2 separate regions of the Homo sapiens genome follow, and region 1 is linked to region 2. A link is an interaction called in ENCODE POLR2A ChIA-PET data of the cell type or tissue named here. Cell type or tissue: Caco-2. All regions are shown on one strand. Each heading gives the region's core, and the rest is flanking DNA. Links, peaks and the distances in the headings are about the cores only. Region 1 has its middle 23 kb from the start of MTPN. Region 2 has its middle 84 kb from the start of MTPN.

The links. ChIA-PET counts read pairs that join two places held together with the same protein. Peaks named below come from ENCODE experiments on the same cell type or tissue, not always from the same donor. Only the 100,000 strongest peaks of a DNase experiment are listed, where the experiment ranks them.
Region 1: POLR2A ChIA-PET joins it to region 2 with 13 read pairs; 3 of 35 experiments call an interaction of 5 or more read pairs at or near these places.

Annotation. Positions count from the first base shown.
Region 1 is chr7:135,994,138-136,005,743 of GRCh38, forward strand. It overlaps a transcript of LOC105375523 not described here. Among named protein-coding and RNA genes, the nearest start is that of MTPN, 23 kb to the left of the region's middle. In Caco-2, for the core only: no CTCF peak of the experiment used is centred there; a DNase peak (open chromatin) is centred at 6,334.
Region 2 is chr7:135,887,357-135,898,962 of GRCh38, forward strand. No RefSeq gene overlaps it. Among named protein-coding and RNA genes, the nearest start is that of MTPN, 84 kb to the right of the region's middle. In Caco-2, for the core only: no CTCF peak of the experiment used is centred there; no DNase peak of the experiment used is centred there.

The DNA.
Region 1 (11,606 bases), core at 2,149-10,148, 110 kb after region 2:
TTTTCTGTTTTCCTTTTTTTGTTTGCTTATAATCTAAATATAGACTCAGTATCATGAACAGCTAAGACATGTATAGTTACTTTTTTTATTTTTATTTTTTGAGACAGGGCGTCTCTCTGTCACCCAGGTAGGAGTGTAGTGTTGTGATCATGACTCACTGCAACCTCAATATCCCTGGCCCAAGCCATCCTCCTGCCTAAGCCTCCCGAGTAGCTGGGACTACAGGTGCACACCACCACACCCAGCTTCTTTTTTTAAAAAAATTATTTTTAGTAGAGATGAGGTCTTGATATGTTGCCCAAGCTGGTCTTGAACTCCTGAGCTCAAGGGATCCTCCTGTCTAGGCTTCCCAAAGTGCTGGGATTACAGGTGTGAGCCACCACAGCTGGCCATAGTTAGTTAAACAATTTCAAGATGAGATCTCAGAGAGCCCTTTTCTTCACCATGGCTGATTAAGCTCTCTAAAAGTAAGGTACAGTGTCAGCACTGAGTTCTAGGCAGCAGATGCTGAGTCAGCGAGCAGTAATTGTCTAAGACCTGAGTTGAGTCAGAGATCTTAGCATACAGGCTATGTTGTGTGTGCGTTTGTTGGGGGTGGGATGAGGTGGGGTGTGTGTGTGGCTACGAATCTGGGAGGCCACAGCAGTTGGGCTGGACATACAACCGGAATGATCAAATGTGGAGCTAGAGCTGCCTAGATACTCTGCTTCAAAGGATCCAGCTTCATTTTTAAAACAAGAGTAGGCTGTGCTTCAGTGGACTAATTTATGGAAGATGGAGACCGTGAGGGGCCTTGAAATTATAGCTCTGATCTTTCAGAAACTACCTACCAAGGATTGGGTCCTGCTGGCAGCAGCAGACTCAGAGTGTGGCTGGCTTAGCTGAGAGAGGATGAATCATTTTAGGAAGATGGTGAGTGAACTTGATGAAACAGAGATGTTTAGTTTAAAGATAAGGGGGATCCTGACTTTTTGTAAAGTTTATTATGAGAAGAACATTACCGAGATGTTTGAATTTCTTCATTTTTGTAAATTGTATTTCACTTTTTTGGTGTTTTAAATTTTTTAATTATTTGTAAATTAATACGTATTTGTACATGGAACATGTGAAATTTTGATACATGTATGCAGTGTGATTTAATGTGATGAAATCAAGGTATTTAGGATATCTATTGCCTGGAACATTGATCATTTCTTATTGTTTTATTCTTATTGCCTTGGTTTATAGAGGCAAATGTATTGTCACAGACAGAATAGAACCAGCTGGAAAGTGTGCTGGTTTTTCTTTTATTAACCACAGCTATGTGGATTCTGGTGCCCAGCACCACTAGTCACTTTTGGCAGTACCTGAATTTTAGGGTACATCTTTGGTTGAGATGAATAGTCTTTGAAATGTTAGCTTTGCATTCCTAAATATATAATAGAAAAAGGCAAATGTCAGTCTGACACAGGTGACAGCAGTTGCTGAAATGGACCCTGGATTCATTGTAAAACCAGATGGTTTAGGAGACAGAAATTTAGATGGCAAAGTCTGCCATATTGAGTTGAACAAATAAAACCTTAAAGGAAGAGCCAAAGTCTTGATGGACTATTAAACAACAACCTGTCTTGATGAGCAGGCATCAATAACATGTCAGTGCTGGTTACGGTAACAATAAGAAGACAATATAACCTCTATTCAGATGCATCAAGGATAACTTCCAAAAACATGCCTGTAGCTGGAGGGAAATGGATTTTCAGTTCAAGTTACACACATTGAAATGTCTGCATTTGTAACACTTCTGACTAATAATTCTGAAATGTCTTGCTTTGTATTTACTTAAGAATACATATGGGGCAAAGGAATCAAATTCTGTAAAATGGAAAGATGGGTTACTAGGAAACATACATAAATATACACAAATAGATACTAATGTATGTAACTGAGCAATTAACACCTATAATTTACTTTCTTCCAAATAGGTTCATTCCAGTCTCTGAAGCAGTTCACGCTGTTGACTCTGGGCAGTAGCATCTTTTCCTCACCTCGTATTGCCAGTAACTGGAGCAATATGAGGTAGGGAGAAGATGTCTCCATGACCTGCTCCTTCAGAAGCTCTGTGCTTCATCAATAGTCAACTGATAAACACTTTCCAGTGCCCAAAGCCAAAGGATTGTGATTGTTCTTTATGTCACTTATTTCTTTATAGCTTTCCTTATGTGGCTTATTTTCCCCTCCAATGCTGGAGGATAAAGGAATGAGGAATTACAGTACTTTGGGAAACTTCAAATGTTCAGATCCAGCACTGAACTCTATGAATAATTATCTCCGTGTTGCAAGGTCCTCCAGTAGAAAGAGAATGAATATTTCTGCCAGCTTTAGGGTAATTTACTAAGGGAGAAAGAAGGCAATTCCAACTTCCATGAGCTGTGTCTTTGTACAACATAAAATATCTAAGTCATAAATAAAAGTCTTATAAATGTTAAGACTAATGAAAAAATCATGTATCAATATGTTCAACACATTTCTCTTGATTGAATAAGGCTTGGAGCATAATATTTCTGTTTTAAAGATTATACCTATACATTTGTTCTTTCTTTGATCTATTTTATGTCAAATTTTTGTTCAATAACAAATCGTAAGATTGTTCTTATGAGAAAATGTGATATTTTATGATGATTCATTTTATTTTCTATCCCTAGGCACTGTATAGTAAAAATTTGGAACCACATATATGTATATTTTCTTTTCTTTTCTGTTTTTTTTGAGACAGAGTCTCACTGTGTCACCAGGCTGGAGTGCTGTGGCAGGATCTCGGCTCACTGCAACCTCTGCCTCCAGGGTTTGAGCAATTTTTCTGCCTCAGCCTCCCGAGTAGCTGAGACTATAGGCACACGACACTATGCCAGCTAATTTTTGTACTTTTTGTAGAGATGGGGTTTCAGCATGTTGGCCAGGATGGTTTTGATCCCTTGACCTTGTGATCCGCCCACCTTGGCCTCCCAAAGTGCTGGGATTACAGGTGTGAGCCACCACACCCGGCCTATGTGTATGTTTTCTAGTAAATTTGGGGAGGGTCCAATTGTAGTATGACCCCTTCTCTACCCCTCAAAATATGTAACTATGCAGATTCATTCTCTGGGTAGGAGCAAGTGTAATACAGATTGCATGTTACAGATATGCTGATTTTGTAGCTTAAAGCGAATACTTAACTGGCATGCATGCCATGAGACAGCCTTGTCATGGAGGCCTATACTTATTAACCACAGGACAGTAGATTGTGGAAAGGAGTTCGGAAGGAAAAGAATAATGGTAAAAACAAACATCCTATTGTTTTATAGATTGTCAAATGCTTTTACATGATTTCACGTGCACATCAAACTTACCCTATGAAGTTGGTTTTGTTTTAAGTCATTTTGCAGTTGTGGAAATGAAACAGAGAGAGATTCTGTGACTTTCCAAGGCCATATAAGCCGTAGGTGGAAGAGCTGGATGTCCATGATGGCTTCAGGACTATACTGTTTAGAAAAATCAGGGGAAGACATACATGGGTTAGTAAGCACTGGAGTTGTGTTCATTAAAGTCCCCAGTTTCAATGCACATAATTGAATAAATATGTTTCAGAATTTTCAGAACAGGAGATCTGGGTGTGGCTTCATCTTCCACAGTCCACGTTTGAGGATGAGATCAGAAAGAATCTTGCTTTAATGACCTGGCAGCCAGAAAATATGTCACTAGGCCAGAAGTTGAGGAGGAAGAGTTATGGAGTGAGAAAGGAAAACTGGAAATGCCTATGAAAGTCATTGTATTCCTATCAGAGTGCTCAAACTCCAAAGTATTGACATTTTGGGTCAGATAATATTTTGTGGGGAGCTGTCCTGTGCATTACAGGGTGTTGAGCACCGTCCCTCGCTTCTACCCACTAAGTGCCAGTAACATTGTACCTCCTCATCCCCAGTTGCATCAGCCAGAAATGTCTCCAGGCATTGCCAAATGTCCCTCAAGGTACAAAACCAACCCTGGTTGAGAACCATTGATTAAGATGAATCAGACTGAATTGAGTAACCAAGACTGTATGCTTCAACTTTACCTACTGCACATGGATTGCACATGGAATTTTCTTCCCCCTCACAGTGTTGTAAAGTATTTTTTAAAGCAATGAGATAAACTTACCAAATGTATGCTTATTGGACAACTTTCTACAGATGGATATCATTAGGGAAAATAAGAAAGGCCATTATGGTCTTAAGGAAAAAAGACTTTGGGGAAAAATTCCAAATTCTTGAGACACTGGAGTAGAATATTATCCAAGGCAGAAACTTTCTGAGTCTCCTGCTTTTACATCAAATGAGGCTGTTGGTAGGCATGTAAAATGGTGTAATCTTTTTGGAAGTCCATTTGGCCTTGACTCTGCTGTCAGAGGCTCCTTCTCTAATGTATGGAAGAGCCTCTACTTCATATCAGTCTCACTGGTACCAATCACAAAAGCTCAGAACCACTCATTCCAAAGTTTCTGTTGAGAGAAACTCTCATAACTGTCCCCTAGAAAAATAAAATAAAAATACCACAAGCAATAAGATTTTGAACCTCTTCTAAGGAGGTCGTGAATAGAGACAACTTAATTTTTAAAGGGCAAGAGGCTTGTAGTATTACAGCTTCCAAGTGTGGAAAGGGCACAAGGCTTAATGGAGAAATATAATATGCAATTAATGATTTGCTGGTGAAGGAATCCATCATTGTAAAAATAAGGACACCAAATAAATAAACCAAACAACTAGTATCTTGACCATTGTTTTATCCCAGCTTCAAAACTACCATGTAGACCTAGAAAGGAATATAATGAGAGATATAAATCCTTGCCTTGAGAGAACTTATCTGCAGGAACTTATTGAATTTTTAATATGTGGATTAAAAAATCATGTTCAACAAGGAGAAATCATTAATGGCTATTCTAGTGGACATTTGCTTTTAAAATTATTTTGGCTGTCCAGCGTGGGAATGCTCATCTTATGTTTTGGAAATTACCCTTCCAATGAGTCTTGGAAGGAGGCAGACTTGCCTGTAACCATAGAAGAAGAAAATGCCAAATACCAGCTCTTCAGGCATATCTCTGAGACCTAGCCTTCATCAATGTGATGGAGCAGGCTGAGAAACCAGCAGTGTTCTTACAGCCTACCAGTGATGTGCGCGCTGGAAGAATCACATTCTGTAGGAGCAGCAGCTGGAGGAGGACTGAGTTCCTTAGGGTAGCTGGCCATGTGCAGCATCTGGGACTAGGGGCGTTGGCAGACCAAGGGGACAGAGGGTTCTACCTTGTGATTTTGGGTGTTGTTATCAGCTGCACAACTCCCTGTCCATTTTCCAGTTCTTTCAGTGATTCTGGGAGTCACCCACTATGTTTTTAATAGATTCCATTTTCTGCTTAACTCAGCTGGAGTTGATTTTTTCTTGCCTGCAACTAAGAACCCAGAGTGATACAATCATTAGCTTGTAAGAATTACATTAACAGCCTTAGAAGTGGAAAATTTGTTTTCCAAAAAAAAATTCGGTTATTATAGTAGTGATAACAATAATAATAGCTAACATTTCTTAAGTATGTACTCTGTGCCAGGTGCTGTTCTATAAAATGTTCACCTATTAACTCATTAAATCCTGACAATAATCCTATAAGCAAACTGAGACACAAAGGAGTTCAAGTACACAAATGGTAAAAATGCAGACTTAGGCTTTGAATCTGAGCATTTTGACTTCAGGGCCCATACTTTTTTTTTTTTTTTGAGGTGGGGTCTCTCTCTCTGTTGCCTACACTGGATTGCAGTGGCGTGATCCTAGCTCACTGTAGCCTTGAACTCCTAGGCTCAAGTGATCCTCCCACCTCAGCCTCCTGAGTAGCTAGATAGGACTACAGGTATGAGCCATCATGCCTGGCTATTTTTTTCTATATTTTATTTTTTTTATTTTTAGAGATGAAGTCTTGCTATGTTGCCCAGGCTTGTTCATGCTCTTAACAGTTATCAAGTAAGAATCTGTCTACTTTGCTAAGAAACTTCCTTTTCCATAGCTTTAATATTTTTTTCAGATTTCATTAGGGAAAGAATCTCTATTTCTTCTTTGATAATTTCTAACACAAGACTTTATCTTTCACAGTGAGGAAAAAGGGGCTACACTGGCATAACTCAGCCAGAGTAGAGTAGGGTCTTCATCCTTTCACTCATTCATCCACTCAGCAAATATGTAATAGCTGCCTGGGGTAGGCAGACGCCAGTGATATTTGCCTTCATCCTTTCACTCATTCATCCACTCAGCAAATATGTAATAGCTGCCTGGGGTAGGCAGACGCCAGTGATCTTTGCCTTCTGGTGTTTATGTTGTTGCATCATCCTCTCTCCTTGAGTGTGTGCTGGCCTAGTGACTTGTTTCTAACCAGTAGAATGCAGCAAAGGTGATGAGATATTACTTCTATGATAGTTTACATAAGATTGTAACTCCTCTCTTGCTGTTTCCTTCTTGGCTTGCACACATTGATAAAGCAAGCTGCCACAAAATGAGCTGCTATGTTGGGGTGGCAAAGGACTGGTGGCAGCTTTCAGCCAACAGCCAGCTGGGTGCTGAGGATCTCCTTCCAATAGCCCTTGAAGAACTGACCTCAGCCAACAACCATGTGAGCTTGGAAGCAGATCCTTTCCCAGTTGAGCTTTCAGATGAGATCCCAGCCCTGGCCAATACCTTGATTGCTGATCTGTAAGAGACACTGAAGCAGAGCACATGCCCAGCTAAGCCATGCCCAGGGCTCCCGACCTCACAGAAACTGTGAGATAAGAATTGTGTGGTGTTTTAAGCTGCTACATTTATAGTAATTTGTTATGCAGAAATACATAATGTATGTAGTACTTTTTTGTGTGTGTGGCAGTTTTTCTAGATAGACCAGGTCCCTGACCTCATGGAACTTTTGAAAGAAATGAACATGATAACTTCAGGTAGTTATTAGAGCTTTGAGGAGAATAAAACATGGTGATGCTATAGAGCTATTCTCTCTAATGGGGTAGGCCCTACCCATACACAGGGCTATTTAAATTAAAATGAAATAAAATTAGAAATTCAGTTTCTCAGCCACAGTTACTTGGTTTTAAGAACTCAGTAGCCACATGTGCCTGGCTGGTGGCTACTGCATGGAATAGCACTTGAGAACATTTCCATCATCACAGGAAGTTCTACCATGCAGAGCTATTGCAGAGAATGACTTGAGGAATGAGTGGCTTCTCTAAAATGAGAAGCCAGGGGCCAGGTGCAGTGGCTCACACCTGTAATCCAGACACTTTGAGAGGCTGAGGAGAGTGGATCACTTGAGATCAGGGGTTTGAGACCAGCCTGGTCAACATGGTGAAACGCTGTCTCTACTAAAAATACAAAAATTATCTAGGTGTGGTGATGGGCACCTATAATCCCAGCTACTTGGGAGGCTGAGGCAGGAGAATCACTTGAACCTGGGAGGTGGAGGTTGCAGTGAGCTGAGATCTCACCAGTGCACTCCAGCCTGGGTGACAGAGTGAGACTCTGTCTCAAAAAAATTTAAAAAAGATGAAAAAAAAATGAGAAGGTAGGGAAGGCTTCTCTGAAGGGGAATTATTTGAGGCAAGACCTAAACGATAAGAAAAAGCCAGACTTTCCAAGCACAGCTGCATTGTAAATTAAAAATAAATAAAATAAAGAAAAAGTCAGACCTGCAAAGATCTGGAGACGGGATGTGCTTGGCAGAGGGAACAAGATGCATGAAGATGTACGGCAAAAACCCTCAGGGTGTATTTGAAGACAGTATGGTTGGAACTTAGGTGACACAGGAGAAGAGGAATAGCAGTGATGCAGGAATGGGAAGCTAAGGGGCCAGGTGGTGTAGGTTCTTGGGTCCAGGTTAAGGGTCTTGAGTTGTACTCCATGTACGATGGGAGGTCACTGGAGGTTTTAAGCACAGGAGTAACGTTATGCTATTTATGTTTATGTTCTCAACAGATCACTTTTTCTGGTATTTGAGTAGATTGTTGGAGGTAATATTCAACAAGCGACTGCTTTTTTGGGAAAATATATTGATCATTTAGAAGACTATTTCAGTAGCCCAGGCTGACCTGGGCAGTGGCCATTGAGTTAGAGAAATAGACAGATAAATGATCTATTTTAGATGTGTGACTGGCAAGACTTGATACATTGGATGCAAGAGGGCAGGAGAAAGGGAGGAATCAAAGATTATATCTACAATTTTGATTTGAACAAAAGGTTGGATGGTGATAGGAAGAGGAAAGACTGGGAGAAGTACAGGTTTGGAGGGCAAAAGTGAAGGGTTCTCTTCCAGTTGTGTTAAATCTGAGATGCCTTTTAGATACCCAAGTAGTCAGGTAAAGTAGGCCATTGGATATGCACCCAGAGTGCAGAAAGGTCACAGCTGGAGATATAAACTGGGAGTCGTTGGGTTACAAATGCCACATAAAGCCATGGGACTGAAGGACATTTCCAGGGAAAGCACAGAGATGGAAGTGAGTCTGAGGGCTCTGTTGGAAAAGGAGGGAGAAAACAGAAGAACATTGTGTATACCACATAATCTTTCTCTCCCTTGAACCTCATTATTCCATAAAGAACTGGGTTAGTATTAAAAAGATCAACTCCTAGGATGGAGCTCAGCTAGGCTTTTGTATAGCAATAGCTGTCTGGTATTTAAAACACAAAACTGGGGCCTGGAGGTGGTATAGAAGGGAGAGGAATTAAACTGCAAGTAAACTCCAAACCATGTACCATGGAGGCCTAGAAGGGTCATCTCTTCAACCCCATCTGTGTCTCTTCATCCCTGATTCCTCAGGTTCTAGCCACAGTGGTGTTTCAGGTGCTCAAATATGCTAATCTTTCTACCTCAGGACCTTTGCACAAACGTCTTCCTTTGGCTGCTTCTTTTTCTCCCCCTTTCTTGGCCACTTGAACTCTAGCAAGTCTCTCTTGTTTTTCTGTCTCAGGAATTTTTATTGTTTCCTATATGGTTCTCATTACAATTTACATTCTTTCAACTTTTGGCTGCCTCTCCTAATAGAATTGCAGTTTTCACAAATGAAGAAATGATTTATGTATTTTTTTAACCTGTTAAAATCCTTTGTGCTTGGGGATAAATACTTGTTAGATGCATGACCTCACTGCCTGGGGATGAATATGGTTGTGTGAGTGAACTTATTCATTGAGTGTTAGACACTATAAGTTGTGTAAGTGGGTTTGTCTTATTTAAGCCTCTCAGTTCTGTGGTATAGATATTTTTATACCCATTTTACAGATGAAATGATAGGTTGAGTAACTTGGTAAAATTCACACACCTGGTAAGTACTAATAGCAGAAGCAGCATTTGAAGCCAGAGCCAGGTATTCTAAAGTACGTATACTAGAAGGGAACGGGAATATGAGGGCAAGCTCGGAGATGCAAATGGAATAATAGGCCATACGAGAAGACTCACTGCCACCCAAGTCCAAGGGGACTGCTGATTTAAAGAAATCAGGGCAAAGGCAGAGTTTCAAAGGGGCAGTGTTGTGGTGGTGAAGCATGAGATGTGGGTATATTGTTCAACAGAGCGGTTCAAGAACAGGATGGGGAAGAGTGGGAAACAGGCCTTTTCTTGGAGATAGGGCACAAAAGAATCAGACAACTAAGTCAGTACTAGTTCATTGACTGTGGTAACCAGGCCACTTCTTTCTGCCACCCGGGAAAAATAGAGGAACTATGAGCATTAAGAAATCTGGTAGATAGGCCCGAGATTTTTAGGGGGTAGTCATCTTTCATGCATTTATATCATTTATTATCATATATTTGTAAGATTATTTGATTAACATTTGTCTCTCTGTAGATTTCATAAGGGCTATTTATTATTTTTTGCTTCACTCACTGTTGTATAATAACACCTGGCCGAACAGCATTAATAGAGATCAGTAAATATTTTATGAATGAATAATAGACAAATGATAGTAATAATAGGAAACACAGTGCACATATGCTATGCTCAAGGAATTGTTTAAACACTTTACACATATTAACTCAGTCCGTTCTTACAATAACTCTATGAGATGGGTACAATTATTTTCTGTATTTTATAGATGTGGAAACTGAGGCACAGAGAGGTTAAGTCAGTCATCCAAGGTCACACAGCGAGTCAGTGGCAGAGCTGGAATGGAACATTGTTCTGGAGACCATGCTTTTACCATTTTGCTACACCACCTGTGAACAAATGAACACATGCACAGATGGCTGTTCTAAGGGCCACTTGGCGTCTCTGCTTTTGGACAGAGACCATTCTAAGACTATTTCAAAGCCAGAATTTTCTTTTAAAGATGAAGATTGCTAATATCCTGTCTGTCTTGTCTTTTATAAGATCTATAAAGGGAACCGTTGGCCCGCAGAGAATTGGATGCATAAGGTAACCAGCTGAAATGCAGCAGGACAGAATAGAGACTGGCGGGAGGGGGACACAGCAAATAACAGCTGACTTTGGAGTAAGGAAATTCCAAGATTAGAACTTAGTACCAGTGTAAAGGCAGAGGAAATGGAAATGGAGGCCCCCTCAATTGTAAGTCAGACATGTAGAGCTGGGAAGGGCTTTGCAGGAGTAAATGGAATAGCATTTCCTAAACACGCAGGTTTTTTTTTCTTCAGACATAAAGTTAAAAAGGTACGGAATGAGAGAAATTCAGTTTTAAGTTAGCATCAGAATGAACACATATGTACTTTGTTTCTTGGTTATAAAAAAGAAAACTTTGGAATAAAATCTATTTTTAAATGTTATAATAACTGGCCAGGCATGGTGGCTCACGCCTGTAATTCCAGCACTTTGGGAAGCCAAGGCAGGTGAATCACTTGAAGCCAGGAGTTCGAGACCAGCCTGGCCAACATGGCAAAACCCTGTCTCTACTAAAAATGCAAAAAATTAGCCAGATGTGGTGGTGCACACCTGTAGTCCCAGCTACCAAGGAGGCTGAAGCAGGAGAATTGCTTGAGCCTGGGAGGTGGAGGTTGCAGTGAGCCAAGATTGCAGCACTGCACTCCAGCCTGGGTGACAGAGTGAGACTCCATCTCAAAAAACAATAAAATAAAATAAAATAAAATAAAATGTTATAATAACAGAGTACGTGTAACTATATATAGAAATACTATGAAATGTGATTGTTAATTTTATTGCAATACTAGACTGTTGTGTTCATTATAGGAAAGAATGATCGAGTTTGAGGTGTAATGCTTTTAAAAATTCATTTTCCTTTTTCTATGACTATGCTTCCATTTCCCAATCTATTACTGATACTGAGAGTTTTAGCTGACTGAGGCCATTTAAAATAATATAATTTAGTCTTCCACCTTACTCTGAAACCCACACTGAAAACAAATATTTCTTAAAAAGCAATTACATTTATGTGCTTATTACCTGCCACATATATATTATAAAAGTTGATTGCTTTATGTAAGAGAAGTTAATCTGAAATCATTCTTAGCTAAATGTAATATTCTCTGTACTTGTTAAAACAAGCAAAATAAAATGGCAGGAGCAATATAGTTTAAGCATTTTTTTATTGTATGTTTGGCAAACTATGAAAATTAACATTTGGAAATTCTTTTGC
Region 2 (11,606 bases), core at 2,310-10,309:
AAAAGTTGGAAAAAAAAACCCAACAAAAATCCTTAAATAAATAAGTAAATTTGAGCATTGTAACAACAAAAAAGAAGATAATTGATTATGGTGGCTACACAAAACAACAGATTTTCAGTGCAGATGAAACAGCCTTCTGTTGGAATAAGATGTCATCTAGGACTTTCATAGGTAGAGAGAAGTCAATGCCTGGCTTCAAAGTTTCAAAGGACAGGTTGACTCTCTTGTTAGGGGCTAATGCAGCTGGTGACTTTAAGTGGAAGCCAATGCTCATTTACCATCTGGAAAAATCCCAGCGTTCTTAAGGGTCATGCTAAATCTACTCTGCCTGTGCTCTAAAACAAAACAACAAAGCCTGTGTGACAGCACATCTGTTTATAGCATGGCTTACTGAATGTTTTAAACCCACTGTTGAGAACTACTGCTCAGAAAAACAATTCCTTTCAAAATATTACAGACAACGCTCACTGACAATGCACCTAGTCATCCAAGAGCTCCGGTGGAGATGTCCAAGGAGATGAATGTCATCTTTGTGTCTGCTAACACAACATCCAATCCGCAACCCATGGATCAAGGAGAGTAATTTTGATTTTTGAGTCTTACTCTTCAAGAAATAAATTTCATAAGGCTATAGCTGCTATAGATAGTGATTCCTCTGATGGATCTGGGCAAAGGAAATCGAAAACCTTCTGAAAAGGATTCACCATACCAGATGCCATTAAGAACATTCATGATTCATGGGAGGAGGACAAAATGTCAACACTGGCAGGAGTTTGGAAGAAGTTGATTCCAATGCTCATGGATGACTTTGAGGGGTTCAAGACTTCAGTGGAGGAAGTAACTGCAGATGTAGTAGAAATAACAGGAGAACTGGAATTAGAATTGGAGCCCAAAGATGTGACTCAGTTGCTGCAATCTCATGATCAAATGTGAACATATGAGGAGTTGCTTTTTATGGATAAGCAAAGAAAGTGGTTTCTACAGATAAAATCTACTCCTGGTGAAGATGCCATGAGTATTTTAATGACAACAAAGGATTTAGATTATTACATGCACTTATTTGATAAGGCAGTGGAGGGTTTGAGAGGATTCACTCCAATTTTGAAAGAAGTTTTACTGTGGGTAAAATCCTATCAAACAACATTGAATGCTGTAGATAAATCTTTTGTGAAGAGTCCACTGATGTGGCAAACTTCATTATTGTCTTATCTTAAGAAATTGCTACAGCCACCCCTACCTTCAGCAACCTGAATCAGTCAATATCACCACCCTGATCAGTCAGCAGCCATCAATATCAAGGCAAGATCCCTCACCAGCAAAAAGACTATGACTTGCTGAAGGCTCGGATGATCGTTAGCATATTTTAGCAATAAAGTATTTTAAAAATTAAAGTATGTCTATTGTCAGTTTTTAGCCATAATGTTATTGCATGCTTAATAGACTACAGTATATTATAAACATAAGTTTTATATGCACTGGGAAAATAATAAATTTGTGTGACTCATTTTATTGCAATATTAACTTTATTGCAGTGGTCTGGAACCAAACCCACAATATCTCTGAGGTTTGGCGTATATGCCCCAGTGGGAGGGTGATGAGGTGCTGCACTCTGCCTCCCCCGAAACATTATGAGTCGTCTTGATTCTTCTTTATTGCTGGTCATGCCTGGCTGGAAGAAACTCCTCCTGGGTCTTCCTGCCTCCAGTCCGCTTATTCCAGGACACTATGCTCAGGCTGCCAGGACACGACTTCTTGACTCTCATTTGTTCTGTTGCTTCTTATGGTAAAAAATCTAAACTGCCTTCCTATTGCCTATTTTATTGAGAAACTAGAAGTCATTATATTTATTTAATGTCATTTACCTATCTTGCTTCACCTTTTCTTTCTCTCTTAACTCAGGGCATAAAGTATCCCTGTCTCTGCTGAAGGCTGATACCACCAACTGTGTCCTAAGTCCCATCCTCTATCCTCCTTTCCCATTTCTCTTGATCTTCCTCCATCACTTATCTCTCCTCTCCTATATGCAACCTCCTGGTCTTTACTGACTTTTTATTCTTAGCGCACAAACATACAGTAATTGAGTTACTTCCATCATTAAAAAATCCCCCCCAAAAACCTTATTATGACTTCTTCAGTTGCTGTTCTTTCTCCTTCTATTCTCATTCAAACTTCTTGAAAGAATTATTTTTCAGCCAGGTGCGGTGGCTCACACCTGTAATCCTACCACTTTAGGAGGCCGAGGCGGGTGGATCCTGAGGTCAGGAGATCAAGACCATCCTGGCTAACACGGTGAAACCCTGTCTCTACTAAAAATACAAAAATTAGCCGGGTGTGGTGGCACATGCCTGTAGTCCCAGCTACTCAGGAGGCTGAGGCAGGAGAATTGCTTGAACCCAGGAGGCAGAGGTTGCAGCGAGCCAAGATCTTGCCACTGCACTCCAGCCTGGGTGAGAGAGCGAGACTCTGTCTCAAAAAAGAATTTTTTAAAAATAATCTCTTCACCTCCAATTCCATCTTCATTACTCTGAAATTTGACTTCCGCCTACACAGTTCTACTGAATGTTAGGAGCCTATGAGCACCTAATTGCCAAATCCAATAGGCACTTTCTGTTCATTATCTTCCTTGATCTCTCTGCTAAATTTAACACCATTAATCACTCCTGCCTCCTTCGAACTTTTATGTTCCCTTGGCTTCTCTGACGCATCGAAAAATGTTCTGGTTCTCCTCATCTCTATTTGACTATTCCTTTGTGGGCTCCACTTCCTTCACCAATCTTCTAATTGTTGGCGTACCTCGAGGTTTTGTCTGTTGTGTACTTATCTTCTTCTTATGTGTATTCTTTCTGAGCAATTACTAGCTGGATACCAACTCCCAATTTATGTAAGTACAGACATCTCTTCCAAGCTCCAGACCCATATATCCATCTCCATCTAGATGTTCCAGAAGAACCTCAAATGTATCATATCCATAATTGATTTCATTAGTTTCTACTTGGATTCTCCATCTAACTTAGTAGCACCACTATTCATTAGATGTGCAAGAGAGAAGTCATCTTTATTTCTTCTTTCATTCACATGCTCCCTCTTTTTTCAATTACCAAGTCCTATTGATGCTACCTCCTAAATATTTCTCAACCAATTACCTCCCCATCTCTGTTACCAAAACCCTAGTTTAGACTTTCTCTATTCTTGCATGGATGACTTCTAAAGCTTCTACTAGGTTTCCCTGGCACCCATCTTACCTCCAACAAACCCATTCATTCAACAAATACTTACAGAGCATCTACCATACGCATTGTTCTGGGGGTTAGGGAAATAGCAGTGAACAAAAGAGACAGTTTCTGCTGTCACTGAGCATATACTGTGATAATAGGTGAGTGTGTGTGTGTGTGTATAAGTGTCTAAATAACACATTAAACAAGAAAATTCCAGATACCAATTGAAAGACAAGATAATGGGATAGAAGGTAACTGAAGGGGTGGATTAAATTTGGATATTCAGAGTAGAGTTGTCTGAGCTGGTAACATCTCAGCAGAGACCTGAATGATGATGAAAAAGAGCCAGTCTTAGAAGATCTGAAGGAAGAGCATTGTGGGTAGGAAGAACAGCAAGTAGAGGCAGGTTCTGAGGCAAGTTCACGTTGATGTACTTAAAGAACAGGTACTGGCGGGGTGTGGTGGCTCATGCCTGTAATCCCAGCACTTTGGGAGGCCAAGGTGGGTGGATCACGAGGTTAGGAGATCGAGACCATCCTGGCTAACACGGTGAAACCCTGTCTCTATTTAAAATACAAAAAATTAGCCAGACGTGGTGGTGGCCGCCTGTAGTCCCAGCTACTTGGGAGGCTGAGGCAGGAGAATGGCGTGAACCCGGGAGGTAGAGCTTGCAGTGAGCCGAGATTGCGCCACTGCACTCCAGCCTGGGTGACAGAGCAAGACTCCGTCTCAAAATAAAATAAAAAAGAACAGGTACTAGGCTGTTGTGGCTGGACAGTCTCAAGGGAAGAATAGTTTAAGAGGAGGAAGGATCATGTCGAGCTTTATAGGCTATGGATAGATTTGGAAATTTAGAGTATCTTGGGGAGCCATTGAAGGGTTTTCATCAGGAGAAGGATGTGATTTGATCTACCTTAAAAACAGATCACTCTGGTTGCTGCATGGAAAATATGTTGTAGGAGCAAGATTAGAAGTTGGGGAACCAGTTAGGAGATGATTACATTATTCAAGTAAGAAATGATGGTGGCAGGGCTTAAGGGGGCAGCATAGGAGATGGCAAGAAGTGATATTAATAGAATTGGAAGAGAATTTGGGTGTAGAATCAACAGGTCCTGATAAGGAAAGCATCAAGAAAGTCTCCCTCCAACCTCCATTAGTAGCTCTAGAGTGATTTTCTAAATGCAGCTCAAGCCATACTCTACCATTCAACAGTAACCCTCAGTACTTCCTTCCTGCTTATCAATTAAATGCTAAACTCTATAGCCAAAGAGACAAGGCCATCCCTGATGGGTTTCTGCTTTTCTCTCCGGAATACTTCCTTGGGACCCCTCCCTCCCCGGCTGTTAGATGCCTCTTTTGTGTGTGTGTGTGTCCCAGCATCCTGTGCCTTTGGTACCTCTATCATAGCACTAACATCATATTGCAATCGCCTGCGTATGTGTTGATAAGCTCCTATGATGTGAAGACGTGGTCTTGTTCATCATTTTATTTCTAGTGCTTAGCTCCTTGGTGCTTAAAGTTTAGTCCTTGAGCCAGCAGCACAGGCATTGTCTGAGAGTTTGTTTGAAATGCCAAAGCTCAGACCTCACTCCAGATCTAGTGAACTGGAATCTGAATTTTAGCAGCCAGATCCCTGGGAGACTCATATACATCTTGTAGTTTGAGAAGCTGGCTTGTTTCCTGACATACAGCAGGCACTCATCAAACCTGGAATTGAAAAGAGCCAGCAAACCAATCCAGACTCCTCAGAGCTCAACAGTGTTTCCCTTTTGCCACAATAAATACAAATCAAAATTAGCTTTACTGAAGTTAGCTACATCCTACTAGATGCTATGGACACATTCAAAAGTGTCTGCCACTGCATGACTGTTGACTCCTGTTTAAAGTAACATACGTTTTTAATAGAGACAGGGTTTCACCGTGTTAGCCAGGATGGTCTCGATCTCCTGACCTCGTGATCCGCCCGCCTCAGCCTCCCAAAGTGCTGGGATTACAGGCGTGAGCCACCGCGCCCGGTCCCAGCTACTCAGGAGGCTGAGGCAGGAGAATAGAGTGAACCCGGGAGGCGGAGCGTGCAGTGAGCCGAGATAGCGCCACTGCACTCCAGCCTGGGCGAAAGAGCGAGACTCCGTCTCAAAAAAAAAAAAAAAAAAAAAAAAAAAAAGTAACATACGATCAGTGGTTACATTCACTTCTAGGATGGGAACTAAGCACATCAGGGATTTCAGACTCGATTAACTCAAATGTACTCAATTAACTCAAATTTTTTTCTTATAGAATACATTGTAATTTTTAGTAAAGTCACTCATATAATCCAACATCTAAGTTTTTCCTTTGAATAGTTAATACTCTAATTATGTCAAGAATAAACTTTTCCATACCAAAGGTTCTCTGTTCCCATAGGACCTATTAGCAAACCATGCACAAGTGCTAATTAGCTCATTAACACTTCACTGTTATTCTGGGAGATGCTCTCAACTTTGTTTTTTTTTTGTTTTTTGTTTTTTTTTTTTTTTGCCTAAATAAATCTGTAAGGTCAGAAGTTTTCAGTTTCTCTCTCTTTCTCTCTCTTTTGAGATAGAGTCTCACTCTGTTGCCCAGGCTGGAGTGCAGTGGGACAATCTTGGTTCACTACAACATCTGCTTCCTGGGCTCAAGCGATTCTCCTGCCTCAGCCTCCTGAGTAGCTGGAATTACAGGCGTGTGCCACCACACCCAGCTAATTTTTGTGTTTTTAGTAGACACAAGGTTTTGCCATGTTGCCCAGGCTGTCTCAAACTCCTGACCTCAAGCGATCCACCTGCCTTGGCCTCTCAAAGTGCTGGCTTAACTTACCTTTCTTATAAACGTGGACAAGTTGTATCTTATCTGAACAAACCACAAAATGGGACTAACAGTCCACTCCCTACCCAGTTTCCCAGAGCCTTCCAGGGTGATGAAGATTTAGGAATCTCAGGTGCAGGAATTCTGATGTGCATTACAGGCTTCAGTCCGCCTGGTCACTCATTGTCCCTCAGGCATGGGTGTCAACACCAGAGCCCAAGGACAGCTGTGCCCGGTCAGCTTGTAGTAAACAGGCAGGGACCTTAACTTCTCAGCATCTTAGGTACTCGGAATTCACTGCTGCTTGAGCTCAGAGGTTTCTCCTTCACATAAACCCCTTAAAGCCTCCAGAAACCTCAATAGTCCCGTCACCTGAAGGCAGATAATCCACCTTGCTGAGAACAGCTCTCACTCCCTCCCTAGAAATCTTCAGAGAAGCAAGAAGTGGCTCTTTTTCTGTAAAACCTATGGGAAATTATTGAGCTGCCTGCTTCTCAGGTTGAGGAAATGCATGGTGAAAATCAAATGTTTCATGCCGGTCGCGGTGGCTCACGCCTGTAATCCTAGCACTTTGGAGGCTGAGGTGGGCAGATTGCTTGACATGGTGAAACCCTGTCTCTACTAAAAATAAAAAAATTAGCCAGGTGTGGTGGCACACACCTGTAGTCCCAGCTACTCAGGAGGCTGAGGCACGAGAATTGCTTGAACCTGGGAGGCAGAGGTTGCAGGGAGCCAAGATCTCGCCACTGCATTCTAGCTGGGTGACAGAACAAGACTCTATCTCAAAAAAAAAAAAAAAAAAAAAAAAAAAAATAAATCAAATATTTCATTTTTAAAATGGGAAAATTTACTGCAGGGACAGTGGAGTGAAAACAATTATTCTCTTTTGCTGTTGTTTTTGTAGAGTCCGTGTGGGATGTTGCAGAGAGCAGTGGCTGGAAATAGGGTTCTGGATCTCGTTCTCTTTGTCCATACTCGTTAGCATTACGTTCTTGTCACCTCTCTTGTCCACAGTGTTTTCACTAGATGGCCTCTAGCATCCCCTCTAATCCCAACATTTTAGGGGCTCTTTATTTCTGTTTTTCCTGTTTTTTTTTTTTTTTTTTTTTCCCTAGGGAGAATTAAAAAGTGAATTAAGTCGAGCTCTGACCCTCTCTGAGTACCTAAAAAATTCCAGGGATTCAGTAGCCAGTGGTAGTGTGCTGGTAAATGCTTAACCACCAGTGCTGATTTGTAATATTTGCGAATTTTTGTGGTGTAAATAATCTCATCATGGCTGACTTCAAGCTCTCAAGATGATGTTAACCTGCTCACAAAATTTCTGAAAATTTATCAGTCAGCTCTTGCAAGCTGGGATGAGCTGTCTCCAGCACACCTTGGTGAAAAAGCCTCGTTGTATGTTATTCTAAAAAGAACAGGACTTATACAGCAAAGGGCAGGGATGCTTTCCCATTATCTTGGCTCTATGCCTGGTTATGGGGAAATTTAGGATGAACATCAGAAAATTGCAGAAGGTTAGCACTGACATGTGTGACCAAACACCGAGAATAGGAGTGATTCCCATTTGTCAGGATGTCTGACAACTCTCCGGGGCCTTCTGCCAGGAAGTCATCATACCATTCCTGTATGCTTGGAAAAGGGCACGCAATGACACTCAGACATTGGATTGCCAATAAGAATTATTCCAAGTAGAGAGGTAGAGTCTTTTCCATGTGCCAGATATAAGAAGGTCTGGGAGTGGGGTAGGGCTTAATATTACCTTCAGTGTAGTCTCTCCTATTTAGTTTTGGGCTCATTCCCTGAAATCAATTTTAAATTGTGGGCTGGCACTTCTTTCCTGCAGGTACGCATTCATCTCTTGTTGCTATTTCTGATGACTACTACCCTAATTTTCCTACCTTTGTAAAAAAAAATCATTTAGTTCCCAGGATATGTTCAGAGAGACATTCATATTTTATTTTTGTTTAACCACAATTGAAAGCATAATGGAAGGTCATAGGTTTAAGTTTGGAGTAGTGAGTGAGTTATACTGAGAATAATCTCATCCCTTGGCCATGAGGTGTGTACTGTTTCATTCTAAGAACTTCAAGTAGGAAGATGTTCTGAATATATTCTGTCTCATAAGGGAGACACCAGCATCAGATGAGGCCCAGCCCTTAGCAAAGTTAAAATGTCAATAGACCCAGAGCTTAGCAGATCTATAATATCAAGACAAAGCTTGGTGTTCAGATGCCAAGTGCTGATATGAATGTTTTGGTGAAGACTGGGCAGGAATCCTAGTATAGTGTATAGCCCTGAAGTTCTTTGTCTTCTTCCCAGGACAGCATGAAGTGGCCACTAGTGTTCATGGTCAGGGCATACTAGAAACTAACCAGGTGAATTATGGGTCCACATCTAGGTTGATGAGGAGGCAAGGAGCAGGAACAAAGGCCCAAAAGTAAAAAATCATTGACAAACCCAAAGTGTCTATCTCGTAAGTGAATGTTGTTGGGCTCAAGAGAGCTATGACAAGACTAGGTGAACTGGCTCAATTATCCCATTTTCTTAGTAGACAGACACATGCCCCCAGAAAGAGCCAGGCTCAGTGAGGGAAGGTAAAGAGCAAACCCAAGGTCACATATCTAAGAAACAGCCAAGTCAAATATTAAACTGGAGTTCATTTGGGATCAAAATTCTCCAGAGAAATAGAACCAGTACAATGCATACAGACACACACACGTATGTATGTATGTATGAAAGTATATTTGTATGTATACACACACTCCATATATATATATATATATAATATATATACACACACACACACACACACACACACACACATATATGCATACATAATGTATTAGTCTGTGTTCACACTGCTATAAAGAACTTCCCTGAGACTGGTTAATTATAAAGGAAAGAGGTTCATTGACTCACCGTACCCTACGGCTGGGAAGGTCTCAGGAAACTTACAACCATGGCCGAAGGGGAAGTTGGCACCTTCTTCACAAGGCAGCAGGAGAGAGAAGTGAGAGTATAGGAAAAAACTCCCACCGTCAGATCTCATGAGAATTCACTCACTTATCATGAGAACAGCAGGGGAGAAACTGCCTCCATGATCCAATCACCTCCCACCAGGTGCCTCCCTCAACACCTGGAAGTTACAATTCAAGATGAGATTTGGGTGGGAACACAGAGCCAAACCATATCACATACATACATATATATGTTTATATATATATACACACACATATATATATATATATATACACACACACACACATACATGGAATATATATACATACACATTGACCATGGGTTGCCCAGATTAAACATTGTGTCGGGGGGTGTGTGTGTGTGTATTTTTACTATATATGGAAATTGTTTTATATGTCATGAGAAATATATTCATATATACATACAAATATATATTTCTGTGTGTGTCAAATATATATTTGTATATATATATGAATATATTTCTCATGACATATAAAAAATTTCCTTATATATAGTAAAACTATATATTTCCTTATACAGTAAAGATATATTTACATATATTTCCTTATACAGTAAAGATATATTTACATATATTTCCTTATACAGTAAAGATATATTTATATGTATTTCCTTATACAGTAAAGATATATTTATATATATTTCCTTATACAGTAAAGATATATTTATATATATTTCCTTATAGATATATAAATATATATTTATATAGTTCCTTATAGATATATAGTAAAAATATATTTATATATAGTTCCTTATATATAGTAAATATATATTTATATATTTTCCTTATAGATATATAGTAAATACATATTTGTATGTATTTCCTTATAGATATATAGTAAATATATATTTGTATGTATTTCCTTATAGATATATAGTAAATATATATTTATAGGTATTTCCTTATAGATATATAGTAAATATATATTTATAGGTATTTCCTTATAGATATATAGTAAATATATATTTATAGGTATTTCCTTATAGATATATAGTAAATATATATTTATAGGTATTTCCTTATAGATATATAGTAAATATATATTTATAGGTATTTCCTTATAGATATATAGTAAATATATATTATAGGTATTTCCTTATAGATATATAGTAAATATATATATTTCCTATATACAGTATATATATTTTACTATATATGTAAGGAAATATATATATTTCCTCTCTATATAAGAATATATATATTTCAGGCCAGGCATGGTGGATGATGCCTCTAATCTCAGCACTTTGGGAGGCCAAGGCGAGCAGATCACGAGGTCAGGAGTTTGAGACCAGCCTGGCCAACATGGTGAAACTCCGTCTCTACTAAAAATACAAAAGTTAGCTGGGTGTGGCGGGTGCCTGTAATCCCAGCTACTCAGGAGGCTGAGGCAGGAGTATCACTTGAATCTGGGAAGCAGAGGTTGCATTGAGCAAAGATTGTGCCACTTCACTCCAGCCTGGGCGACAGAGTGAGACACTATCTCAAAAAAAAAAAAAAAAGAATATATATATATTTCCTTATAGGTATAATAAATATATATTTATGTATTTCCTTATAGATATATAATAAATATATTTCCTTATAGATACATAATAAATATATATTTCCTTACATATATAGTAAATATATACTTATATACTATATATAGGAAATACATATTTATACTATATAAAAATAAATTTAATACTATATAAAAATATAAATTTATACTATATATAAACAAATTTATACTATACCTAAATTTTTCCTGTAATTGTATATAGTATAAATTTCCTATATATAGGACATTTATATTTGTATATTTTATATATTCATATATTTCCTATATATAGGAAATATATATTTCCATATATAGTGCAAATATATATATATTTCCATATATATAGTAAATATATATATATTTCCTTATCTATATATATATATATAAGGAAATTTGTCGTGAGAAATTGGCTCATGGGACTATGGAGGCTGAGAAGTCCCACAGTCTGCCATCTGCCATCTGCAAGCTGGAGGCCCAGGAAAGACAGTGGTGTAATTCAGTACAGGCGTGAAGGCCTGAGAACAAGGGGAGCAGATGGTATAGATCCCAGTCTGAGGTCCAGAGAGAAGATGATATGTCCCAGCTCAAGTAGTGAGGCTAGAAAGAGGGGGTGAATTCCTGCTCCCTCCACCATTTGTTCTATTCAGGCCCTCAACAGATTGGAAAACGTCCATCCACATAGGAGAGGGCAATCTGCTTTATGGAGTCCACTGATCCAAATGCTAATCCCATCCAGAAACACCCTCACAGACACACCCAGAAGCAATGCTTAATCTGGGCACCCTGTGGCCAGTCAAGTTGTCACATCAAGTTTATCATCACATCCCCCACACAAAAGCACCCATTCTGCATTTTCCGGAGCATGGGTGAGGAGTCCTGGAATAACCTGTACAGGAAGGATGGCAGTGAGGACGATTTGCCTGAATGACGGAGATGTAAATTAGCTTGTGTGTGAAGAAGCTTTTTAATGAGAAGAGGAACGCTACAAAATGGTGTCTACGTTAGGATTATAAGTGTTGCAAATATTTAT